Linked DNA regions of Homo sapiens: all the other regions are linked to region 3. The links are chromatin loops, found by intact Hi-C in ENCODE. Cell type or tissue: endothelial cell of umbilical vein. All regions are shown on one strand.

Region 1 (8,000 bases), 330 kb before region 3:
AATAATGACACTTGGCCAGCATCCTGAACAATGGGAGGTACCCCGCTCAATCAAACACTACTCACACATTAGAGGCCGAAACACATTCTTGGAACCCCTAATATTTAAGAACCCAACAATCTCCTTTCACTACTCGCCTTTAGATACTACTACTAAGTCTTAAGTTATATGAAATATTTTGAGATTCCTTATCTCCAGTTTAATACCTTGCTCATTTGGAAAAGGCTTCACCAAAGTGCTTTTATCTGACATCATCTGATGTCCACCACAGTCTTGGGAGGCTGACAAGGTGGGGATTACCATAGAAGACAAAACTGAATCCTTAACTGGGTTAAGACCCTTGACAGCACACATAACTAGAACCCCTGTCTTCTGAATCCTAGTTCAGCGAAGGAGCATTAATAGCAGAAGTGCCGGCACAAGGGCATAGATCAGTGCTCCTCCAAGTGTGGTCACTGGAGCACCTGGGTGCCGGCTCATGTGCAAATTCCTGGGCCTCAACCCTACCTATTAAAGCAGAATCTCCGGAACCCAGGAGTTTGCAATGAAGAAGTTCCCCAGTAACTAGCTGCACATTCAAGTTTGAGAACATGTGACACTGAGAATTAGAATAAATAGGAAAACAATTATATAAGCAACTGAGTTGATACCACATTCTGAGAGAAATAAGAGAAAATCAAAAGTTAGGGGTCGGACGTGGTGCCTCATGCCTGCAATCCCAGCACTTTGGGAGGCTGAGGTGGGTGGATCACTTGAGGTCAGGAGTTTGAGACCAGCCTGGCCAACATGGTGAAACTCTGTCTTCACTAAAGATACAAAAATTTACTGGGCATTGTGGCATACGCTTGTAATCCCAGCTACTTGGGAGGCTGAGGCAGGAGAATCGCTTGAATCTGGGAGGCAGAGGTTGCAGTGAACCGAGATCATGCCCCTGCACTTCAGCCTGGGGAACAGAGTGAGACGCCATCTCAAAAAAAAAAAAAAAAAAAAAAAAAGAAGAAGAAAGAAAAAGAAAAGAAAAAAGAAAAAGAAAATCAAAAGTGATGCTGGCTGTGAAATAATGTAAAAGTATGTTAAGGAGCAACAAGCATATTATCTAAAATCAAAACACTATAGTGACCAAAAATGGTATAAAATTTATTGGCTAGTAACACACAGTGTCATGTGAAGGATGTCTCACTTTAGAGATTCAGCTGGTTACTTAAATAAGTAATAATAGGTAGTATGTATTTAGCACTAAGTGCCAGAGACAATGATAAGCACTTTAAATGCATAATCTTACTTAGTCTTTACAAAAGCCCGATAAGGTAGGTATTATTATCCCTAGATTATACATATACACCAATGAGAATACCTGCCACAGGCACATAAAGTAGCAAAGAACTAGACTCAAACCAAGGTCTTGCTAACTCAAAACCCATTTCTTGAACTGTCAAGCTAGGCAGCTTCCCAAAATTGTATCAGTTGAATATAATGCATTAATTGAATATATTAGATGGTACACACTTTTAGTTTTCAATTAATCAAGAATTCCCAAGTCAAAGCCTCTTACACTTGTCACTAAAATTTTCTAGATCTACTTAATAGCTGGCTGTCACTGGATAGAGAAATTATTAATTTAGTCTGTCTAAAACTGGCCTGCTTAATATGATTTTTTCAATCCAGATTTAATAGTGCTACCGTCACTCCATGTTACCTAGTTGCAGGCCCACAACAGGACTGGGCCTTTTAATTACCTCGTTCAATTGTGTTTACTGACTGATTATAGTGATGGTTACATCTGGCCCTCTGCTTCCACGGTACTCTTCTGTTTAAGTCCAGGGGAACTGAGTAGACAGAATGATTGCTTGGGCTCCACCACTCCTATCCCAGCTGAGCCAGGCTCCTTAATTATGGCTCCCTTGGTTACAACTGGATCTCGGACAGCATCTGATAAGGGTGTAAGTGTGAGATGGTACCAGGGGCATTGAGCTTTCCTGCCAAGTTTAAGAATCCCCAACTTCCCCAACTGCTGGGTGGCTCTAAATGGAATACCTGTCTGTCCCGGAACCAGCGCCTGCCTGTAAAGCTGTGGAGACAACAGCAGCACCTTCTAAGAAGAACCACCTCATTTCTGCAGGACATTGTTGGAATCCCCCTAACTTCTTACCAGACCAGCAGTCTGTGGGCTGAGGTGGGCACATAGGTATGCTTTCAGCGCAGTGGAGAATACAATCTAAGTCACTGGTTTACTCCAAGCATGGTAAGAAACAGGCAAAGTTCCACATGAACAAATACAGCTCAAGATTATTACAAGAAGAGGAAAAAGCAGCTAGCAAAAATAGAACAAGACAATGTTCAGGAGCCTTCAGTGATTAAAAACCATGGGTCAATAAGGTTGACAATGTTTTGTGGGGTTTTCTGCAAATTATTGAAATATATAAGTAGAAATATGAAATGCAGATATCAAAAAAAGTATTCCTCTGTATCTTTTAGTTTGGTTCACCCCAGAGATGGTGCCTCGTTTGGGGCTCAACTAAGTCAAGGGAAGCTACAAAAGATTTAGCAAAGAACCACCAAATTTAAAAAACAAAATCTAAAAATTCCAAAGCCAAGGTGGCATCTTACATTCCATGCTTTTGATTCCTTCTTCCCATTTTCCACTGAAAGGAATGACATGATCAGTGAAATTCCACAGCATTATAGGAAACCAGGCATAAAACTTCAAGACGTTTTTCCTCAGGAAGTGGCACAGATGACAAGTGACAAAGAGCAGAGACCTGCTGAAGCATCCAAAAATCCAACGGGAAGTCTGCCAGAGAACAAGTAAGAGGACTTGTGTCTACCCTTCTCCTACTCCAGAACCCCCGCTACTATCTCCCAGACTAGAGAGGCATGAGGAAGAACGGACAGGAGAAATGAAATTAAATCATGGTTGAACAGCATGCTGTCCTGCCCACTCCTCACTATGACATAAGCGATCAGTGTATTCCTCCTGCAAACTCAGCACCCAATTATAGCCCGTTAATATTTTATAATGGTGATAATAATTTGAAGATGGTACTTAATTGCTCTTAAAATCTTCAGTCACTATTTTCACTGGGCATAAAAGTCCAAAATATGCCTAGCCAGTAAGAGCCAAACTGGGCTCTACCGGAGTTCCAGCCTGCCCGCCCACATACACACTTACAGCAAGTGGGCAACTCACAAGTGTGGCTGCTCTCAGCCTCTCAAAATTTCCATCTTTACTTCTCTAGTCCCCAAAAAACTTCCATCCATCAACCTAAGTCAATAAGCCATGAATTATTGAGCTTGCAGGATGCAGATCATGAATACGTATGTGCATGTTTGGAAGACAAGCTTGTAAAACAAATGGGCTCCACGGCGGCTTATATGAACCCAGCACACATGCCTTTAAGGAAATGGCTGAAATTATTCTACCCATGTATGTTGTTCAAGCATGGTTTCAGCACAGAAGAGATGGTGGAAAAATCAGTTTTTCTGGTAGACTTTTTGCTTCTGTCTTTCCAAGTGCTCTTGAATGGAATAATTTGTTGAATGAAACACAGCTGGCTGCTCTTTGCATAAACCAAAGGTGCAGGCTTTCTTTGTGGTCACAGTTATCATTGCGAATGCCTGTGAGCTGCCTGCAGAAGGGATGGTATGTAATTATCTTCCCTTCCATCTACCTCTTACTTCAGCACATTCACCTCGATGTCTCTACCTCTATCCACCAGAGATAGTCCCAAACTTTTGCCATAATTTGGTAACAATCTCTTTTTAAAAAGGAGCAAAACAACCCACTAAACAAAAGACTACCCTACCCTAGTTCACAAGACATTTGACAGAAATAATATGACTGAGCCTGAGGTGCTACTTATACAACCTTTTCCCATCCAAACAACCTAACAGTCCCCTCTTTCTAATCCTGCCAGATCCAGGACAAGCACTGAAGCCATCTTTGGCTGCAACTGCCAACTCTCTACGGGTCTCCCACCAGCCCAGGATCCTGAAACAACATATCTGGATGGAGATTTTCCCAAGCTAATGACAAAACCAATTAGACTGCTTCACTTGTTTTTGTCTGCTACAAACCTCATTTCCTGTTTCACATCAATTTTTGTATGATACTTGTTCTTAAACACAGAACCCAACAAAAACTCATTTTTATTTATTTATTATTATTATTAGTATTTTTTTTTTTTGAGATGGAGTCTCACTCTGTCACCCAGGCTGGAGTACAGTGGCGCGATCTCAGCTCACTGCAACCTCTGCCTCCTGGGTTCAAGCAATTCTCCTGCTGCAGCCTCCTGAGTAGCTGGGTCTACAGGCGCCCACCACCATGCCCAGCTAATTTTTGTATCTTTAGTAGAGACAAGGTTTCACTGTGTTGGCCAAGCTGGTCTCAAACTTCTGACCTCAGGTGATGTGCCCTCCTCAGTCTCCCGAAGTGCTGGGATTACAGGCGTGAGCCACCATGCCCGGCCCAAAAATTCATTTTTAAATTGGTAAGACCAAATTGAAAGTAATGAATATGATTTCATGCCAAAACTGCAAATTATTTTGAGCTGTTAGTTCATGTGGTGTCCAACAGATGTCACTGTGTTTCCCTCACAAACTGAAAATATCTCCTAGTACCCCTGTGAATTAATTGAAAAGCCCCAGGGCTCCTTGGTGCACTGTTTGGGAACCACAGATGCAGGCCCTTCCAGGGGTTTCAGGAAAGAGCAGGGAAGCAGGGTCAAATGCAAAATCACCTAACAATAGAAAGGAGCACGTGCTCAGAATAACATGGGCACCGAGAGCTGCCAACTCTAGGGAACAGAGAAGACTAGAACCTCCAATGTAAGGGACAGCTGCAGGAGGCTGTGGGATTTAGGCTGGTCTTTGAAGAAAGAGTAACTCTTGACCACAGAGGAGGAAGGAAGAGAATGTTCCAAGCAGAGAAAACGGACTGAGTATAGGAGAGAGGCCTTGAACCAAGAATGAGAATGGTACGGAGTCAGGGCTGTGACACAGCATGTAGACCAAGAACATTGTAGGAAGTGGAGCCACTTAAGGTTTCAGAGGAAGGATGATGTGTTTAGAAAATTTAATCCAGCAGTTTTGTGTGAGATAATCTGAAGAAAGAAGTTGCAGTAATGAGACCATAAGTGAAAACTAACCCTGGTCAAGATATGTGGAGATGAAGACCCAGAGTGACACTATTGGGAGAAGAAACAAAAAAACAGACTCAAGAACCTTGCAGGAAAAGGTTGGCACTATATTTGGGAAGATTAAGAGAAAAAATTCAAGGATGATTAAGAGTTCTATGCCAGGTAAGTGGGAAAAGTGATATTATTCACAAAAAGAAGGTATGCAGAGGATGAATTAAGCTAGCCTCGGGAGAAAGACATTATGAGTTTGCCTCCTGACATTTTAAGTTTGAGGAAGCAACAGGTCATTGAGATGAAGAGATCTAGCCAGTGGTCAAATACTCAGCCCCAGAGCTTTTTAGGCCATCTGTGCAGAGCAAGGATAGCAATCATGAGGGTCAATCAGTGCAGGAATAGTCCCTGAGGCATGCCCACATTTAGGGAAAGACAACATCCAGTCAGCAGAGCAGACAGACCCTAAGGAGAACTAAGAGAGTTCAGAGTGTGGCATCAAAGGGGGAAAAGAGGAAACCCGGGTCCAGGGAGTCAGAAGCCCCAGGGGTTGTTAATAAAGCGATTCTTTACAATCTCTCTTTTTTTTTTTTTCAGACGGAGTCTCGCTCTGTTGCCCAGGCTGGAGTGCAGTGGTGCGATTTTGGCTCACCGCAACCTCCACCTCCCAGGTTCAAACAATTCTCCTGCCTCAGCCTCCTGAGTAGCTGGGACTACAGGCACATGCCACCACACCTGGCTAGTTTTTTGTATTTTTTAGTAGAAACAAGGTTTCACCATATTGGCCAGGCTGGTCTCTAACTCCCGACCTCGTGATCCACCCACCTTGGCCTCCCAAAGTGCTGGGATTACAGGCGTGAGCCACCGCGACTGGCCACAATCCCAATATTTTTAAGCAAATGCTAAGTGCATTTATTAGCCTGGTGAGGAAAAAGCTGGGTATAGTCCTTAAGGGAGAAGCAGTCATCTCTTTTAGGTAGTGTAGAAAGGTTTTATAGCTAGAAAGCAGGACAATCCCTTATCTCTTAAATCTTGAATCACTTGTGTCTGTCTTTTTCTCCACACCTTTCCCTTCTCTTGAATCCCCTGCCTGTTTTCTTCTGTTCATCACCACACTACCCAGAATGCCAGTCCACACTAAGCGGCATTATTTTGTCACCACCAGATGGTTCCTGAGCCCCTTATCTGACTCCCTCTGCACTGCTTACTATGGATATCAATGTTCACCTGCCTTACAAATCACATTAGGGTCTTTTCTCAGTCCTCGTGGTCCCTCACCTCTTTTGGACATCACAGCTCTCCTGGCGTACTTTCATCCAAACACACTCCTCCACGCCCTCCCTACCTGCTCACCTTCAAGGTTCGGCACAATGTCACTCTCTCCCTCCCCACCTGCCCTGGCTACTTTCTCTGTCACAGCACTTAGTTTTTCTTGCTTAAATTAACATGTCAGTCTCCTGGGTCCCAGATTATAAACTCCATGGAGATGACAGAGTTTTTCAGCCACCTTCATTTCCCCATGGAGTCTGGCAGTACTTTGCACCTGGTGCACACTGACTAAATGGTCTTTGAACAAACAATATTATCCTTTTACTGCATATGAGATGGCAGAATCTGTCCTGCAATAGTTATGATAATACCTTTGCATATAACAGTATATGATTTTTCAGAACACACTTATATTTGATTTTCATACCCTGTAAGGAGGAAAGAGGAGGTCTACTATCCTCATTGTACAGCTATGGAAATGTGATATGATTTGCCCAAATCTCATCTTGAATTGTAGCTCCCACAATTCCCACATGTCGTGGGAAGGACACAGTGGGAGGTAAATGAATCATGGGGGCGGGTCTTTCCCATGCTGTTCTGGTGACATTGAATAAGTCTCATGAGATCTGATGGTTTTATAAATAGGAGTTTCCCTGCACAAGCTCTCTCTCTATGCCTGCCGCCATCCATGTAAGATGTAACTTGCTCCTGCTTGCCTTCCACCATGATTGTGAGGCCTCCCCACCCATGTAAAACTGTGAGTCCATTAAACTTCTTTTTCTTCCCAGTCTCAGGTATGTCTTTATCAGCAGCGTGAAAATGGACTAATATAAAATGTGACTCAAGGAGGTTGGAAGCTTTGCACAAGTTCACACAGCAGTAGTAAACAAAAGAGCCAGGACTAGAACCCAGATCTCTTACTCACAGTCTAATGCTCTTCCACTGCACACCCTGACTCTGTATAAATTCATGTAATAATAAGCCTGATTTGGTGATGGCTACCTATGCTTCAGATATTCCTTCATTTATTCATATCTAGTATGTTGTTAGCATTTCTACCCGTCACATTGGAGTCCAACTCTGATTTTAGGTTCCAGAGGACAAGGATCAATAAACAGAATGAGGCAGTAACTATAAGCTATAAAAAGTAGATTCACTAATGTGTTTCTAGAAAATTTTAAGCTGCAATTTACTTATGCATTAAACCCAAACACACTCTACAGGAACCATATCTACCTTCCAATTATTGCTCTAAGATGCTGATACTGGTAAATAAGCATGCTGATGGCTTCCAACGGCCCCTCTAAATCTACTCTCCACCTTTTCCACCTTGCCCTATGCCCCCCCAGTAGACCTGTATGGACCTTTTTCCCATGGTTCCCTTCCATATGCTTTCCACTTGGGTTCACCCAATGGGGTTCCAGCAGGAGACTGGAAGGAAGAAGAAGGAAACTTAGTTATTTATTCCCCTGACTCCCCTCTGAAGGGTTGCCTCAGGCAGGTTGTAACCCATGACTGAAGTTCATGGCTCTTATCAGGTGGGCCTCTCCACATATGTCTCTTTGACCCTTTACAGCACATTCAGACTTAGGGGTGGCAACTGTG
Region 2 (8,000 bases), 160 kb after region 3:
TTTGCATTATTCCAGTAATATATAAAAACTGTGTCTTGTTATAGTAGTACATTATGAATCACATATAAAATCTTACAATACAGAACAACTGTTAAGATGGAAAACAGTGCCAAACCTCCACAGCTCATTTCTTTGTAATATAATCAGAATGAAAAATAATTTAAGAGGACAGAAGACTGGTACTTTTTTGTTTTATTTTTTCTCTAGCTTATCCCTGCACAATTATTAGAGTGAATGAAAAACCACTTTCCTGCTTTCCATTGTTATAAATTCTAAGCTTAAGATAAAAGTGGTTCTTTACATGACTGAATCAATTACAATTTATGGGCTAGAGCCAAATAGGTTGAAGACAATCATCCAAACAGATCAATGGAATAGAATTTCATTGGAAATGTAAAACACTTTCCCAACAATGGTCATGACTTTCTTCTGTTTTTGAGAAGAGTTTCATATGCTGGACCACATTTTAGCTTTTATTGTTTTTTTTTTCCCATTGTCCAAAAAGTTAAGCAACAAGTGGCCACACTTTTACGTGACTACAACCTGGAGTTCTGCAAAGAAGGTAATATTTACTTGGTCTTTGACTAAAGTTATCTCCCCATTCTATGGTTACATTTTATTTTGGACTATGGGGACTTCTAATACGTTTTGGTAAAGAAGAGAGTATAAAGAAAATTCTTGTCAAATTTCACTCAAAAGTAATTTCATGAGAAATCAATGATTTAAAGCATTATCCAAATTAAATTATCATTTGCAGCAAACTGTACAACAGCAGGAAGGATATGGAATGGAACATGAGGTATATATCTTTGCCTTTATAATTTTAACATCTTATATTGAAGATTCTGAAAACCTATCTTTATTAGAGGAAAATCTCAATCTTCAGTTTTGGCCTTCTGTCAGCAGAATGATAAGTGCAATAGTTGTAAATCTACTTGACACTGTAATAAACTGAACTGAACTTTCAAAGTCCCTTTCTCATACTAGACTGAGTTTTTTGAGAATGGAGGTGGTATCTTTTTTTTTTTTTTTTTTGAGACAGGATTTAATTCCCTTTGACCAGGCTGGAGTGCAATGCAATGTTGGCTCACTGCAGCCTCTGCCTCCTGGGCTCAAGTGATTCTCCTGCCACAGCCTCCTGAGTAGCTGGGACTACAGGCGCACACCACCGTGCCCAGCTAATTTCTGGTATTTTTTTTTCTTTTTGTAGAGACAGGGTTTCGCCATGTTGCCCAGGCTGGTTTCAAACACCTGGGCTCAAGCAGTCTGCCTGCCTCAGCCTCCCAAAGTGCTGGTATTACTGCACCTGGCCTGTGGTACCTTATTTATCTTTGTATCTCTAGTCCTTTGCACCATTCAGCCTCAATAAAGGTTGGTTGGTGGGTTGGGTGAGTTGGTTGGTTGGAATGGATGGATGGATGGATGAATGACTTTCACATACAGCAATACCATCTTGGATTCACTCAATATCTTTCCTCTTTAATTTTTGACATAAATCTATACTAAAAATTCACAGTTTTATGTCATTTCACTCTCATGTTCTATGTTGTGCTTGCCACTTATTACCTACTCAACTGACAGGAAGCAAAAAGGTAACATATGGGCTCTCGTAGATACTTTCTTTTTTTTTTTTTTTTTTTTGAGATGGAGTCTCCCTCTATCGCCCAGGCTGGAGTGCGGAGGCACGATCTTGGCTCACTGCAAGCTCCACCTCCAGGGTTCACGCCATTCTCCTGCCGCAGCCTCCTGAGTAGCTGGGACTACAAGCGCCCACCACCACGCCCGGCTAATTTTTTGTATTTTTAGTAGAGACGGGACTTCATCGTGTTAGCCAGGATGGTCTCGATCTTTTGACCTCGTGATCCACCCACCTCGGCCTCCCAAAGTGCTGGGATTACAGGCGTGAGCCACCGAGCCCGGCCTCATAGGTACTTTCTTATTCTGTATATTGATTGAATTCAAGGCAAGACTGAGCATGTTTAAGGAGAAACATAATTTTTATACTCAGTGAATTTTATGGGAGAGAAATAGGAACACATTCTGTTTCCTTTCAGGAATTTTAGGTTAAAATCTGATCTTGTTCATCTAAACCTCCTCAAACTAGAATCTCTTAATCCTTTTTCTTTGATAAATTAAACCTAGAGGGCTGGGCGCGGTGGCTCACGACTGTAATCCCAGCACTTTGGGAGGCCGAGGCAGGCGGATCACGAGGTCAGGAGATCGAGACCATCCTGGCTGACACGGTGAAACCCTGTCTCTACTAAAAATACAAAAAATTAGCCGGGCGTGGTGGCGGGCACCTGTAGTCCCAGCTACTCGGGAGGCTGAGGCAGGAGAATGGTGTGAAGCCAGGAGGCGGAGCTTGCAGTGAACCGAGATCGCGCCACTGCACTCCAGCCTAAGCGACAGAGTGAGACTCCGTCTCAAAAACAAAAAAAAACCTAGAGAAGCCTTTCCAAGCAAGGCGACTCAGTTGAAAAAAAACCTAGAGAAGCCATTTAATATATTATTCTTATCCTTTGAACACTAAAAGCGTTTTTCTTTAAAAGATGCCCTTGTTTACATGGCTAGAAGGGTAATGGAATATATCTGTCATTGTGCTCATATAAATCACAGGTCTTGAATTCAGTCTGTAATATTCAAAATGAAAGAAAGTGCGTTTATCAGAATTTATTAGTAGAACTTGCATTTGAAAAAAAAATTTTTCTATAAGATTGTAGATCAATACTCCTAACATTCATTTCTTAGTTTTTACTCAGTTTCTTAAGCTTACCTAAATATACCTAGAGAAAATAATGATGACTGTATGGACTAATAATTATAAGGCGATATATTCACTTTGGTATAATCATTAATGGTTTATTTCTTTTAATTAATGTCAAATGCACATGAGCCATATGATTCATGATTCAATGTCATTTTGAATGCCATTGAATGAATTCTTCACAGTGAATTTATTATTTTATTTTATTGTATTGTATTTTAGAGACAGGGTCTCACTTTGTTGCCCAGGTTGGAGTGCAATGGCATGATCTTGGCTCACTGCAGCCTTAGACTCTTGGCCTCAAGTGTTCCTCCCACCTCAGCCTCCCGAGTAACTGGGACTACAGGCATGTGCCACCATATTTGGCTAATTTATTATTTTTTTCATTTTATTTTTTGAGGTGGAGTCTTGCTCTGTTGCCCAGGCTGGAGTGCAATGGCACAATCTGGGCTCACTGCAGCCTCTGCCTCTCAGGTTCAAGTGATTCCCCTGCCTCAGCCTCCTGAGTAGCTAGGATTACGGGCACGCACCACTGTGCCCCGCTAATTTTTTTGTATTTTTAGTAGGGACCAGGTTTCATCATGTTGGCCAGACAGGTCTTGAACTCCTGACCTCAAGTGATCCATCCGCCTCGGCCTCTGAAAGTGCTGGGATTACAGGCGTGAGCCCCGGCATCCAGCCTAATTTTTTATTTTTTGTAAAGACGGGGTTTCACCATGTTACCCAGGCTGGTGTTGAACTCCTGAGCTCAAGCAGTCTTCTCGCCTCGGCCTCTCAAAGTGCTGGGTTTGCAGGCGTGAGCCACCTTGTCCAGCCAACTGAATTTTTTTCAGAACTAACGTGAAGTCATTTTCTAACTTGTGCCTTTTTACTTCACTGTAATTAAAGAAGGAAAAAAAATAGAAAGCCTGACTCAGAACAACACTACCATCTAGGGGCCGCTCTCTTAATTGCGAGCTCATCCTGTTATACCACAGAAGAGAGCCCTTGGAGACCAGAGTTCAACTTGCAGAGGTTAAATGATTTGCCTAAAGTCACAGTTACTTGCAGAGCCTAAAGTAAAACCTATCTCTGCGGATTTCCAATCCAGTTCTTTTTCCGTTTATTATGGCAAAGTGATAACATTTTTTTTAGCAGTTAAACAAGAAGAATTGATCCGTTTCATTGGCCTGTAGTGGTTGTAGCCTCTAATACTTAACGATTAGAAAGAATTACACAGTATGTATTAAAGCCTTGAAGTTTTATCCTTCAGGAAGAAAAGTCCTGTCAGCTTCTTGGTTTTATGTGGACAATTTATATTGATGTTACCTAGAAACTGAAACATGAATGGATCCACTAATGTGGATTCCTTTTTCTCTTTAATAGAAAATATTCAAAAATTTAGAACATCAGATCTTGTACAGCTGTATCTTGTAGGGCTGTGCCCTTGGCAACAGTAGAGCAATCATAAATCTAGATTTTCATTAAAATATAACACAAAACACTGTTATTAGTATTTTGGAGTATAATAGATTAACCAAAGCACTGTTAAGCTGATAGATTTATATTTCAGAGTCTGAGACATATTCTGATTTTTTTAAAGGAATTCTAATTATATGTATACCATGGATTATTTATCTTCAAGTACTGTAAATTAGGCAATAATTAAATGAAATATTTGGTTGTCTATGTTTCACAAAAATTAACTAACAATACCAAAATATTGGCCTCTGGCTGAGCACTATGACTCACGCCTGTAATCTCAGCACTTTGGGAGGCCAAGGCGGGTGGATAACCTGAGGTCAGGAGTTCAAAACCAGCCTGGCCAACATGGTGAAACCCTGTCTCTACTAAAAATACAAAAATTAGCCAGGCTATGGTGGCGTGGGCCTGTAATCCCAGCTACTGGGTGAGGCAGGAGAATTGCGCAAACCTGGGAAATGGAGGTTGCAGTGAGCTGAGATTATGCCACTGCACTGCAGTCTGGGCAACAGAGAGTGACACCATCTCAAAAAAAAAATGTGTGTGTGTGTATATATACATATATGTATATATGTGTATGTGTATATGTATGTGTGTATACATGTATGTGTGTATGAATGTATACGCATATGTATATGTGTGTACACGTGTGTATATATACATATGTATGTGTATGCATAGTATATACATACATGTGTATATATACATATGTATGTATATGCATAGTGTATACATACATATGTATGTATATGCAGTGTATACATACATATGTATACATACGTATGTGTATATGTATATATACGTATACATGTATACATGCATGCATTTATACATATGTATGCACATATATACATATACACATATGTGTATACACATACACACACTTTAAATATATACATACATATACACATACGTATGTATGCGTGTATGTATATACATATACACATACATATATACATATACGTATACACAAATGTATATGTGGTAATATACACATATATACTTACATATACATGCACATATACACATATATATACATACACATATATACGTGTATATACATATATGTATCAAAAAAATAATAATAGGGCCGGGATGGATGTTATACACTTCTAGGAGCTGACACCTGCAATAATTTTTCTGCCTTGACTTCTTTTTTTTTTTTTTTTTCTGAGACGTAGTTTTGCCCTTGCTGCCCAGGCTGGAGTCCAATGGTGCGATCTTGGCTCACTGCAACCTCTGCCCCCAGGTTCCAGCAATTCTCGTGCCTCAGCCTCCGAAGTAGCTAGGATTAGAGGTGCCCGCCACCACGCTTTGCTAGTTTTTTGTATCTGTATTTTTATTTTTGAGATGGAGTTTCGCTCGTCAACCCAGGCTGGAGTGCAATGGTGTGATTTTGGCTCACCGCAACCTCTGCCTCCTGGGTTGAAGCAATTCTCCTGCCTCAGCCTCCCAAGTAGCTGGGATTACAGGTGCCCACCACCATGCCCAGCTAATTTTTATATTTTTAGTAAAGACAGGATTTCACCATGTTGGTCAGGCTGGTCTCAAACTCATGACCTCAGGTGATCCACCCGCCTTGGCCTCCCAAAGTGCTGGGATTATAGGCATGAGCCACCGTGCCCAGCCAATTTTTTGTATTTTTAGTAGACATGGAGTTTCGCCACTTTGGCCAGGCTGGTCTTGAACTCCTGTCCTCAGGTGATCCACCCGCCTCACCCTCCCAAAGTACTGGGATTACAGGTGTGAGCCACCGCACCCAGCCCTACTTTGACTTCTTAAATGATCTTAGCAAATGGAAACTCATTACCCTTCATAGCTGTCACACTTGCATTGCCTATCACAGCGTTACGTCAGAGAATTAATGACTCATTAAATTGGTATGACTGGATATTTAAAGATACTAAAGATTATTACTGAAATTTGGAGCTGTGTTAATAGGATTTTGGTTACATTTCTTTTTAAGAAATCATTTCAGAGATACATGATGAAATATTTACATTTGATAAGTTAAATTTGCTTCAAATAATTGAGGAGGAGAAATTGTCAGGAACTGTGCAGTGTTTGACATTTTACCCAACTTGTAAGCTAAACATTTAGCCTGGCATGGTTTCATGGATGTTAGCAGAAGACATGAGACTTCTGGGACAGGAGCAAAACACTTCATGATAGCAAAAGTGAGAACCAGAGTTTCGTGTTCTTATGTGTCAGTTTCCCATACCCCACCAAATCCCGAGGAGGTGATGCAAAGGGCCCATTATACAGTGAGTTGTGTGACAGGAGAGGAACACTGAGATCCACCACTTTTATAGCAAATGGAAGCAAGCTTGCTTTTTTTCCTGGGGGAGACGTTACCTCATCCTTCAAGGTTGCTCACAAGGGTGCAAACACAGCCCTGAGAAGTGGCCAGGGTAAAGAACAGTCAAGGGATTGTATTCTTGGCATACTCAGCAAGAATGTGCAGAGACACTTAGGGTATACAGCACATTGCCTCTGTCACTATTCACTCCTCAGCCTGACACATTCTTGGCCAAACTTAAATTTTTACACAAGTGTGCTACTCTGACAACCACTTCGATTAAGCTAACCAACAGAAGCCAGAACCAAATCCACTCAGTTTGTCTCACATGACGTTTAATTAAGTCTATTATCAAGACTCAAAGCAGCAGATGAAGCCAACCTGCAGTATTGATCTCAGTCTTACTCTCCAGGGTCCCAGACAGCTTACTGTGAATAATCTCAGGGAGTACCAGTAGGTCTGATTTTAGGCAGCCATGAGGTATTCTAGGGCCAGGGTATTTTATTCATTAAGACCTGTACAGAGTTTAAACTGATCTGTTAATCTCTGGTGTCGCTGCAATAATTAGACAATTGATGGGCCAGAAAGCGACCTCTGTCCTTAATGGGGAGACATCTCATGACCCATTTTTCTCCTACCCATTTTTCCCCTATATACCAAAATATAACCCCAAAGGACACAAGTCACTTTGGTTCAGGACTCGTTGCTAAACCTGATTTGTATCATCACATTGGTTAAGTCACAGGGGCAGTGTCACCAAATAGCTGCAGCTTCGGTTGCCATATACGGTATTACCCAAGACCACTCAGGCGTCAAAAGCATATGATCAGTCAGATTGAATCAAGGTTGTGTTGGTCCTGATGTCTGTATACATTCGAATTTGGGTGCTGTTGTTGATGGTATCAGGCACAGCAGAACAGTGCAGGACTGACCATGTTTATGAGAGATTTTCGTTTTCATAGCACATTTCATGGTGGTCTGGACAAGCCCAGCAGCAGGTCAGACTGTTAGCTGCAGCTGCCACTTGATTCAGGTAGTGGTTTTGAATCAAGGGCAGTGGTTCCAGCTGGGGGCAGTTTTGCCCTCCAGGGGACATTTGGCAATGTCTGAGCCATTTTTATTTGTCACAACTAGAGGGAAGGTGCTACTGGCATCTAGTGGGTAGAGGCCAGTGTAACTGCTAAACAACGAATTATCTGGCCTAAAATATTAATAGTGCCAAGGTTGAGAAACTGACCTAGGGAACAAATTGTGCATTAATTATTTCCCTTCCAGCTAGGCATGGTGGTTCACACCTGTAATCCCAGCACTCTGGGAGGCTGAGGCAGAAGGATCGCTTGAGCCAGGAGTTTTAAGACCAGCCTGGGTCTTAATATGACACATTAGTTTCAAGAGCTGTAATTGTATGGTCAAAGTCAGTTGGTCAGACCGAAACAGCAACGTCATAGCCTAAGAAGGTCTTAACAGCAGTCAGCC
Region 3 (8,000 bases):
CTGTTTTTCCCCCTTTATTTTGGTGGAGCAGATTCTCCTATGGCTTCTTGAGAAAATGTGCATGAGAGGTAACATTTTTGCTGCTTTGTGTATGTGAAAATGTTTTACTTCTATCCCACATTTGATTGATAGTTTGCATATGGGTAGAATTCTAAGTTGGAAATAAATTTTTTTTAGCATTTTGAAGTTATTACTCTATTTTCTTTGAGTTTTTTTTTAAACTTAATTTTTTTTTTAGAGACAGGGTCTCACTCTGTCGCCCAGGCTGGAATGTGTGGTACAATCATAGGTCACTGCAGCCTTGAACTCCTAGGCTCAAGTGATCCTTCTACCTCAGCCTCATGAGTAGCTGGGATTACAGGTGCAAGCTGCCACACCTGGCTTATTTTCATTGAACTTTCAGTGTTGTTATTGAAGAGTCCTGGAATTTTAATTTCTGTTGTGTATTAGTTATCAATTGTTGCATAATAAGTTATAAAGCTTAGTGGCTTAAAACAACAAATATTTATCTCATAGTTTTTATGGGTCAGGAATCAGGTGTGACTTAGTTGAGTACCATTGACTCAAGGTTTCTCATGTGGCTGCAATCAAGGTGAGCTGCAGCTGCAATCAAGGTGAGCTGCAGTCATCTTACTGGGGAGGATCTGTGTCCAAACTCACGTTGGTAGGCTTTGGGTCTTCTCGCTGTTGACTAGAGATGCGGGTTCCACATGGGCCTCTCCATAGGGACACTCACCACATGACAAGTTGCTTCTCTCACAGCAGTGGCTCTTAGAGCTCAGATTGTGTTTATGACCCAAAAACACGACAAAAATCTCCTGACTGGTATTTAGAAGGTGATTTGGCAAAAAATAAGAAAAGTCTTTAATATAGTGCCTGTCTCCAACTTTCCTTTTTCTACTTCTATGCCCTGTCTCTAGTTGTTTCGGGTTTGATAGTCTGACATGACCTGGGTTTCCTTCCGCCCTGCCTATTTTACCACTTTCATTTGTCTTTTGGTTCATTCATGAAGTGATGCAAATATTCACTGAGAACCTGTCTGTGTGTTAGCTGCCAGCTAGAACTCACGGTTGTATGCAGTGTGCTGCTGTCAGTATCAACCTCTCACTGACGAGGGAACCTCCACAGATAAAGTTGTGGTCAAAGTGTAGGCTGACCTGCCAAGGCCAGCGCCCTGCAGCAGCATCCTGGCCACCTACAACGCGGCTGGAGTATACAGGTTGCCCACACACTAGAGAAAGAGAAGAAAGGGAAATGTGGAAACCTAGGAGTCCTGTTTCTCTGGTCCCCACCTTATCATCATTCCCAAACTCCCATCTATTCCTAGGACCTGAACCCTCCCTAGACACCATACTCCATCCTATTCTGGTTCCACACCCAGCAGTCTTGGGCTCAAAATGGAGACCACTCCCCTGATTGTAGCTCTTTCTTTTTGGGAAAAGAGTGTAAGCAAGAACCTAAGGAAGAAATAGGGTATCATTAACACATAGTAACACATCTAATATCTAGATTCACTGAACAGAGAACCTTCCTTTATATTTAAATTTTCCAGATTGGTGTTAAAGGCCAAAATTTTCAAATGCCTTCTACCTATTAGTGGGAATCTTCACAAACATACTTACCTGCCTTCTTTAGCAGCACACATGGAATATCATTTAACTTAAAATTTTTTTTTTAAACCAGGGATAGTGGCTCATGCCTGTAATCCTGGTGCTTTGGGAGGATGAGGTGGGAGAACTGCTTGAGGCCTGGGCAATATAGTGAAACCAGGTCTCTAAAAAAAAAATTGAAAAAGAAAAAGATTTCCACATTTCTCTTTCTCTTCTTTCTCTAGTGTGCTGGTGACCTGTATACTCAAGACGTGTTGTAGATGGCCAAGATGCTGCTGCAGGGTGCTGGCCTTGGCAGGTCAGCCTATACTTGGGCCACAGCTTTATCTGTGGATGTTCCCTGGTCAGTGAGAGGTGGATACTGACAACAGCACACTACATACAAGTGTGAGCTCTAGCTGGTAGCTAGCACACAGACAGGTTCTCAGTGAATATTTGCATGACTACATAAATGAACCAATAGACAAATGAAAGTGGTAAGATTGACTGGGCACAGTGACTCACGCCTATAACCCCAGCACTTTGGGAGGCTGAGGTGGGTGGATTGCTCAAGTCCAGGAGTTCAAAACCAGCCTGGGCAACATGGCCAAACACCGTCTCTACAAAAAATATAAAGAAATTAGCCTGACATGATGGTGCATGCCTGTAGTCCCAGCTACTTGGGAGGCTGAAGCAGGAGGATTGCTTGAGCCCGGGAGGTGGAGGATGCGGTGAGTTTAGATCATGCCACTGCACTCCAGCCTGGGCGAGAGAGTGAGACCCTGTCTGAAAAGAAAAGGAAAAAAATGTGGTGAGATAGGCAGGGCAGAAGGAAACCCTAGGTCACATGGGACTCTCAAACTAGGGATGACCAGAGATAAGGCACAGAAGTAGAAAAAGGAATGTTGGAGACAGGTGCTATATTAGAGACTTTTCTTACTTTTCACAAATCACTTCCTAAATACTAGTCAGGGTTTTTTTTTTCTTCTTTTGGGCCACAAACACAACAGGTGTGGTTCAACCACACCTGTAGTCCCAGCTACTAGGGAGGCTGAGTGGGAGGATTGCTTGAACCCAGGAGTCTGAGGTTGCAGTGGGCTATGATTGCACCACTGCACTCTAACCTGGGTGACAGAGTGAGACTCTGTCTCTTAAAAAAAAAATGCTCTATGAAGATTCAAATTTAGCTTTTACTTGATTCAAGGTCACCATCAGGAATATGAAGTATGTTAGTTTATAAATACAATGATGCCCTCAGATGCGGTTGAGGTTGCAAGCTGTTTACTTTTGTGCTATTTGGTTTAACTGAATTGGCATTTTGCAGTATTTGTGTATCTTTCTTCTTTGCTACCTGTTAAGTTTTTTGCTCTCTCAGCATACCCTTTCTGTTTTTTGGGGGGACGGGGTCTTACTCTGTCGCTAAGGCTGGAGTGCAGTGGCGCTATCTCGGCTTACTGCAACCTCCACTTTCCAGGCTCAAGCACTTCTCCTGCCTCAGTCTATTGAGTAGCTGGGACTACAGGTGCCCGCCACCACGCCCGGCTAATTTTTGTATTTTTTGTAGAGATGGGGTTTCACCATGTTGCCCAGGCTGGTCTTGAACTCCTGATCTCAGGTGATCTGCCCGCCTTGGCATCCCAAAGTGCTGGGATTACAGGCGTGAGCTGCTGTGCCTGGCCAGTATACCCTTCCTTTAAATCCCTGTGGACCAGAAAAATAAATGAACAAGCATATACCTGAAATCATAGAATAGTGTTTGCTCTTCCAGTTCCCTCTGCTTGAGATGCTCTTTTCCTGGATCCTCTTACTTAATTTAGTTATCCCCTTCAGTTCTGCTCAAATGACTCCTTCTTAGTGAGGCCTTCTTTAACTACCCTTCTAAAGATTGCAACACTCCTGCCCCTGTACTTCAGATGCCCCTTTCCTTTCATAGTACTTATTACCTTCTAACAAGCCTTATAATTTACACATTTAATATGTGCATTGATTATAAGTCCCACGAAGATAGGGATCTTGTGGGTGTGTGTGTGTACTGCTATTTCCAATCGGGAGCATTGGAATGGTGCTGGGTATATAGTAGCCTCTCAGGACCTTCTCAGGCTGTGCTACTCATAACTAACATCCCATGGGTGAAGTGTCACATTGTTCTATGTGATGCCCTCTTTAGTAAAAATCCTCTGCCTCTGCCTTCTCAACCCCACCCTGGCGCTCACCTGAGATCCCCAGCAGAAGGAGCAGCGTGAAGGCACAGCCAGCAGGGCCCATGTCTCTGTCCTCAGAGCCAGTGAGCGCTTCCTGCTTCCTGGACTCAGGCTCCCAGGAAGAGGCCAATGGGGAGCTGCCAGAACTAGCTTCTCCTAGATGGATTCCTCTGCTTCACCCCCTCCTCTCCTTTGGTCTTCACCCGCTGCCAGATCCTGAAGGGACCAGACTTCAGAAGTGCAGCTGCAGGACCCAGGGGAGGAACTGGGGTCTGTGGCGCCCCCTGCTGTCCTGGGAGAGCAGGGTTTCTGGGGTTTCTGCCTGTGGTGTTGAGGAGTGGCTGGTTGAGGGCACTGGAAGAAACAGGACCCTGTCTCTAGCAAGGAGATAGAAGGTGGACAGGATTCTCCAAAAGCAAGAAATGGAAAAGAGGAAATGAACCCAGTATCTGGTTAATTTTTCTGAGTTTTTTTGTTTGTTTGTTTTCATTTCTGTTACAGTGTTAGCTGCACTGCAAGTCAAGTTTCCTGGGAAACAGACTCTAAGACAGAGATTTGTGTGCAGGAAATTTATTTTAGAGTGGTCTCAGGATCAGCAGCTCTTGGGTGGGTAGTAGGATTGGTTAGAGGGAGAGTTGAACTGTGATGCGTTTGCAACAGAGGCCACAGCCTATCTCACAAGTTTCTCTGGAGCTGAGGTGGCCCTCAGAGACTTTCTGTACTGAGCTAAGAAGGATGCGTTCTTAGGGGTCTGCATCATTGGATGCAGGCCACCTCCTAGGAGGGGGCATTACCTTGGGTGAGGTGGCTCTGTTGGCAGTTCTTGGAATAAGACTTAGCTGTGAACTGTCAGCAGCCAACACTCCTAGCTGCTAAGGGAATGAATGCTTCAGTTCTAAAGGGGGGTCTGGATGGTACACCACAACATCTACCTCAGAAATCTTCACTCTGCCTTTTGTTTTCTGTGCCAATTGTTTGTAGGGTGCTAGGTCTGTGGAGGCAGAATTCAATGAACTATTAAAATGTTACTGCTCTCTTGCAACTTAAAATATTGGGATGCTTGAAAGAAACATATAAGCAGTTTAAAACTAATAGGCCAGGCACGGTGGCTCATGCCTGTAATCCCAGCACTTTGGGAGGCCGAGGCGGGTGGATCACCTGAGGTCAGGAGTTTGAGACCATCCTGGCCAACATGGTGAAATCCCGTCTCTACTAAAAATACAAAAATTAGCTGGGTGTAGTGGCGTGCACCTGTAGTCACAGCTACTCGGGAGGCTGAGGCAGGAGAATCGCTTGAACCCGGGAGGCGGAGGTTGCAGTGAGCCAAGATGGCGCCACTGCACTCCAGCCTGGGCGACAGAGCGAGACTCCGTCTAAAAAAAAAAAAATAATAATAATAATAATAATAATAGAAGTGGCTGGGCGTGGTAGCTTACGCCTATTATCCCAGCACTTTGAAAGGCTGAACGGGGAGGATCCCTTGAGACCAGGAGTTTGAGATCAGCCTGGGCAATACAGTGAGACCCTATATCTACAAAAATTTAAAAATTAGCCTGGTGTAGTGATGTGCACCTGAAGTCCCCAGCTACTCGGGAGGCTGAGGCAGGAGGATCACTTGAAGTCAGTAGTTCAAGGCTACATGAGCTATGACTGTACCACTGTGCTCCAGCTTGGGCGACGGAAAGAACCTGTCTCAAATAATAATGGAAGACCAGAAAATGTAGATATTTTGGTAAGAACTATTCAGTTACAGGCAACTGAGGCTCACTTAAGCTAGCTTAAATCAAGAGGAGATTATTTTAAAGCTATTGTTTTGAGCTGAATTATGTCTCCTCAAAAATGTATCTTGAGGCTGGGCATGGTGGCTCACGCCTGTAATCCCAGCACTCTGGGAGGCCGAGGCGGGTGGGTCACGAGGTCAGGAGATCGAGACCATCCTGGCTAACACAGTGAAAACCCGTCTCTACTAAAAAATACAAAAAATTAGCCGGGTGTAGTGGCGAGTGCCTGTAGTCCCAGCCACTTGGGAGGCTGAGGCAGGAGAATGGCGTGAACCCTGGAGGCAGAGCTTGCAGTGAGCCGAGATCGCGCCACTGCACTCCAGCCTGGGCGACAGAGCAAGATTCCGTCTCAAAAAAAAAAAAACGTATCTTGAAGTCCTAACCGCACTTCCATACTTCAGAGTATGACAATATTTGGAGATAAGGTCTTTAAAGAGGTAATTATATTAAAAAGAGGTCATTAGGTTGGGTTCTAATCTCATATGAGTGATGTCCTTAGAAGAGGAAATGTCATGTACGTGACATCTATAGAGGGAGAAGACAGCTATTTACAAGCCTAGGGTGCCTGAAACAAATCCTTCCCTCATGGCCCTCAGAAAGAACCAGCCATGCTGATACCTTGATCTTGGACTTCCAGCCTCCAGAACTGTGAGGAAATAAATTTCTGTTGGTTAAGTTCGTCTAGTCTGTGGTACTTTGTTACAGCAGCCCTAGCAAACTTATGTAGATGTCTATGGAATAATAAGAACAGGATAACAGGGACACCTGGAGCTGCCATAGGACAACCCTGAAGACCAGAGCTGGAAAGGAGCTCTGGATTCATGACAGCTTAAGAGCTCATAGCAGGATCTTCTCTCTGGTTCTCTGCTATTAATATGGCTCAACCGAATTCCATGTCATTTCTTTCTGTCCTACTATAAACTGCTCAAGTTGTTCCCTATTTTCAGTTCAGACTCCCAAGACGTCTTATTTGGCACAGATTATCTTTTCTAACCAGGATATAGGTTCATGGCCATGGATTAACTGTCCTTGGGGTAAGTACCCTCATATGGGAAGGTGAGAAGATGGGGATGCAGAAATATGGCCAGCTCAGTTGCAGGGGCTATTGTGGCAGGGCAGATGCCAGGTTTGCTATATCTCAGTAAAGTAGCATAAAGATGTTTACCTCTTTAAATACATTTTAAAAGATTTTAGAAGTGAACACGTGAAAAAAATCTCTCCATTTGCTTTTTTAAGCAAACACTGCAACACCATGAATTTTTACCAAATTTATGTTTTTAAAATTCATTTGTTTTCATTTGTGTCTGCTTGATGGGGATGAAAATCTACTACTACTATTACATTTGTGATAGTTTCTGAATACATTTTTAATGGTTCTTGTTTTGTGTATCCAATTTTGTTTTTGTGGTTTATGCATTCACTCTGGTTTTCTGCTACTCACTGATTTTATCATTATACAATGACTCTTAGTATTTTTCATCTTAATTTTTTCTGAAATTAACATTACAACCGGCAGTTTTCTCCAGCTCGTTTCATTGAAGAAAAAGATTTCTTATTCATAGCACAACCATCTTTGTGAATATTCCAATTAATTTATGGTATTCACAGACAATTTTAGCTATTGAGTTAACTCACTTAATATAGTTCTTTTAAAAGGTCAGACCTCAGTTTGAGATTTGCCTTCTGATCATGTTTAGAGTAAAGGTAGCTTATTATTCATTTTGCAGAGACCTGAAAGCTTTGGACAGATCTTTCTGTTGACTTACCACAGGAGCAAAAAACTTGACCAGAGAGTCCTTTCCCTCTGAGGATTTTGTGGTTGTCCCAGGTCTTTGGACTTCTTTTTTTTTTTTTTTTTTTTTTTTTGAGATGGAGTCTCGCTCTGTCGCCCAGGCTGGAGTGCAGTGGCGTAATCTCGGCTCACTGCAACCTCCGCCTCCGAGGTTCAAGCGATTCACCTGCCTCAGCCTCCCGAGTAGCTGGGACTACAGGCGCCCACCACCACGCCCAGCTAATTTTTTGTATTTTTAGTAGAGACGGGTTTTCACCATGTTAGCCAGGATGGTCTCAAACTCCTGACCTCGTGATCCACCCGCCTCGGCCTCCCAAAGTGCTGGGATTACAGGTGTGAGCTACCGTGCCTGGCTGGACTTTTATTAATACATCACTGGACAAATCGGAAGTACTGGCTTATACCCTTTATATGTTAGTTGGATTGCTCACAGAATCTCTCCTCTCCTTTGTTTAAATGTTTTGTAAATAGATATTTCAGTTTTGGTATCTGTTAAATTTAGTTGGAAATAAACTCTACATCAGTTACTGATGTAACTAAGGCACCAGTACTTTATTTTGAAAATTGGAAGGTAAAAGGAAAGAATTAAATAGTTATCCTAGTTTTCCTGTATAAAGTGTAATTCAGAGTATCAAAA

Evidence for each region. A loop is a pair of places that touch in the nucleus more often than their neighbours do. Peaks named below come from ENCODE experiments on the same cell type or tissue, not always from the same donor. Only the 100,000 strongest peaks of a DNase experiment are listed, where the experiment ranks them.
Region 1: a loop joins it to region 3, with 12 times the contacts of the local background. A loop is called at or near these places in 13 of 110 quality-filtered maps.
Region 2: it touches region 3 in a loop (7-fold over the local background); 6 of 110 quality-filtered maps call a loop at or near these places.

The regions. Positions count from the first base shown.
Region 1 is chr4:151,601,033-151,609,032 of GRCh38, reverse strand. The region is part of intron 7 of FHIP1A (FHF complex subunit HOOK interacting protein 1A); the gene reads right to left. Among named protein-coding and RNA genes, the nearest start is that of GATB, 160 kb to the left of the region's middle. In endothelial cell of umbilical vein, a CTCF peak has its summit at 4,564 (motif pointing right); no DNase peak of the experiment used is centred here; H3K27me3 peaks cover 454 bases.
Region 2 is chr4:151,113,253-151,121,252 of GRCh38, reverse strand. SH3D19 (SH3 domain containing 19) reads left to right here. Exons shown (of 20, transcript NM_001378122.1): 20 at 1-972. Among named protein-coding and RNA genes, the nearest start is that of SH3D19-AS1, 7.0 kb to the left of the region's middle. In endothelial cell of umbilical vein, a CTCF peak has its summit at 3,706 (motif pointing left); a DNase peak (open chromatin) is centred at 3,672.
Region 3 is chr4:151,273,027-151,281,026 of GRCh38, reverse strand. The region is part of intron 1 of SH3D19 (SH3 domain containing 19); the gene reads left to right. PRSS48 (serine protease 48) reads right to left here and starts at 3,866. Exons shown (of 5, transcript NM_183375.5): 1 at 3,803-3,866; 2 at 1,069-1,231. The coding sequence starts at 3,854. LOC124900799 (a long non-coding RNA gene) reads left to right here and starts at 5,869. Exons shown (of 2, transcript XR_007058328.1): 1 at 5,869-8,000. In endothelial cell of umbilical vein, CTCF peaks have their summits at 3,873 and 4,078 (motif pointing left); a DNase peak (open chromatin) is centred at 4,066.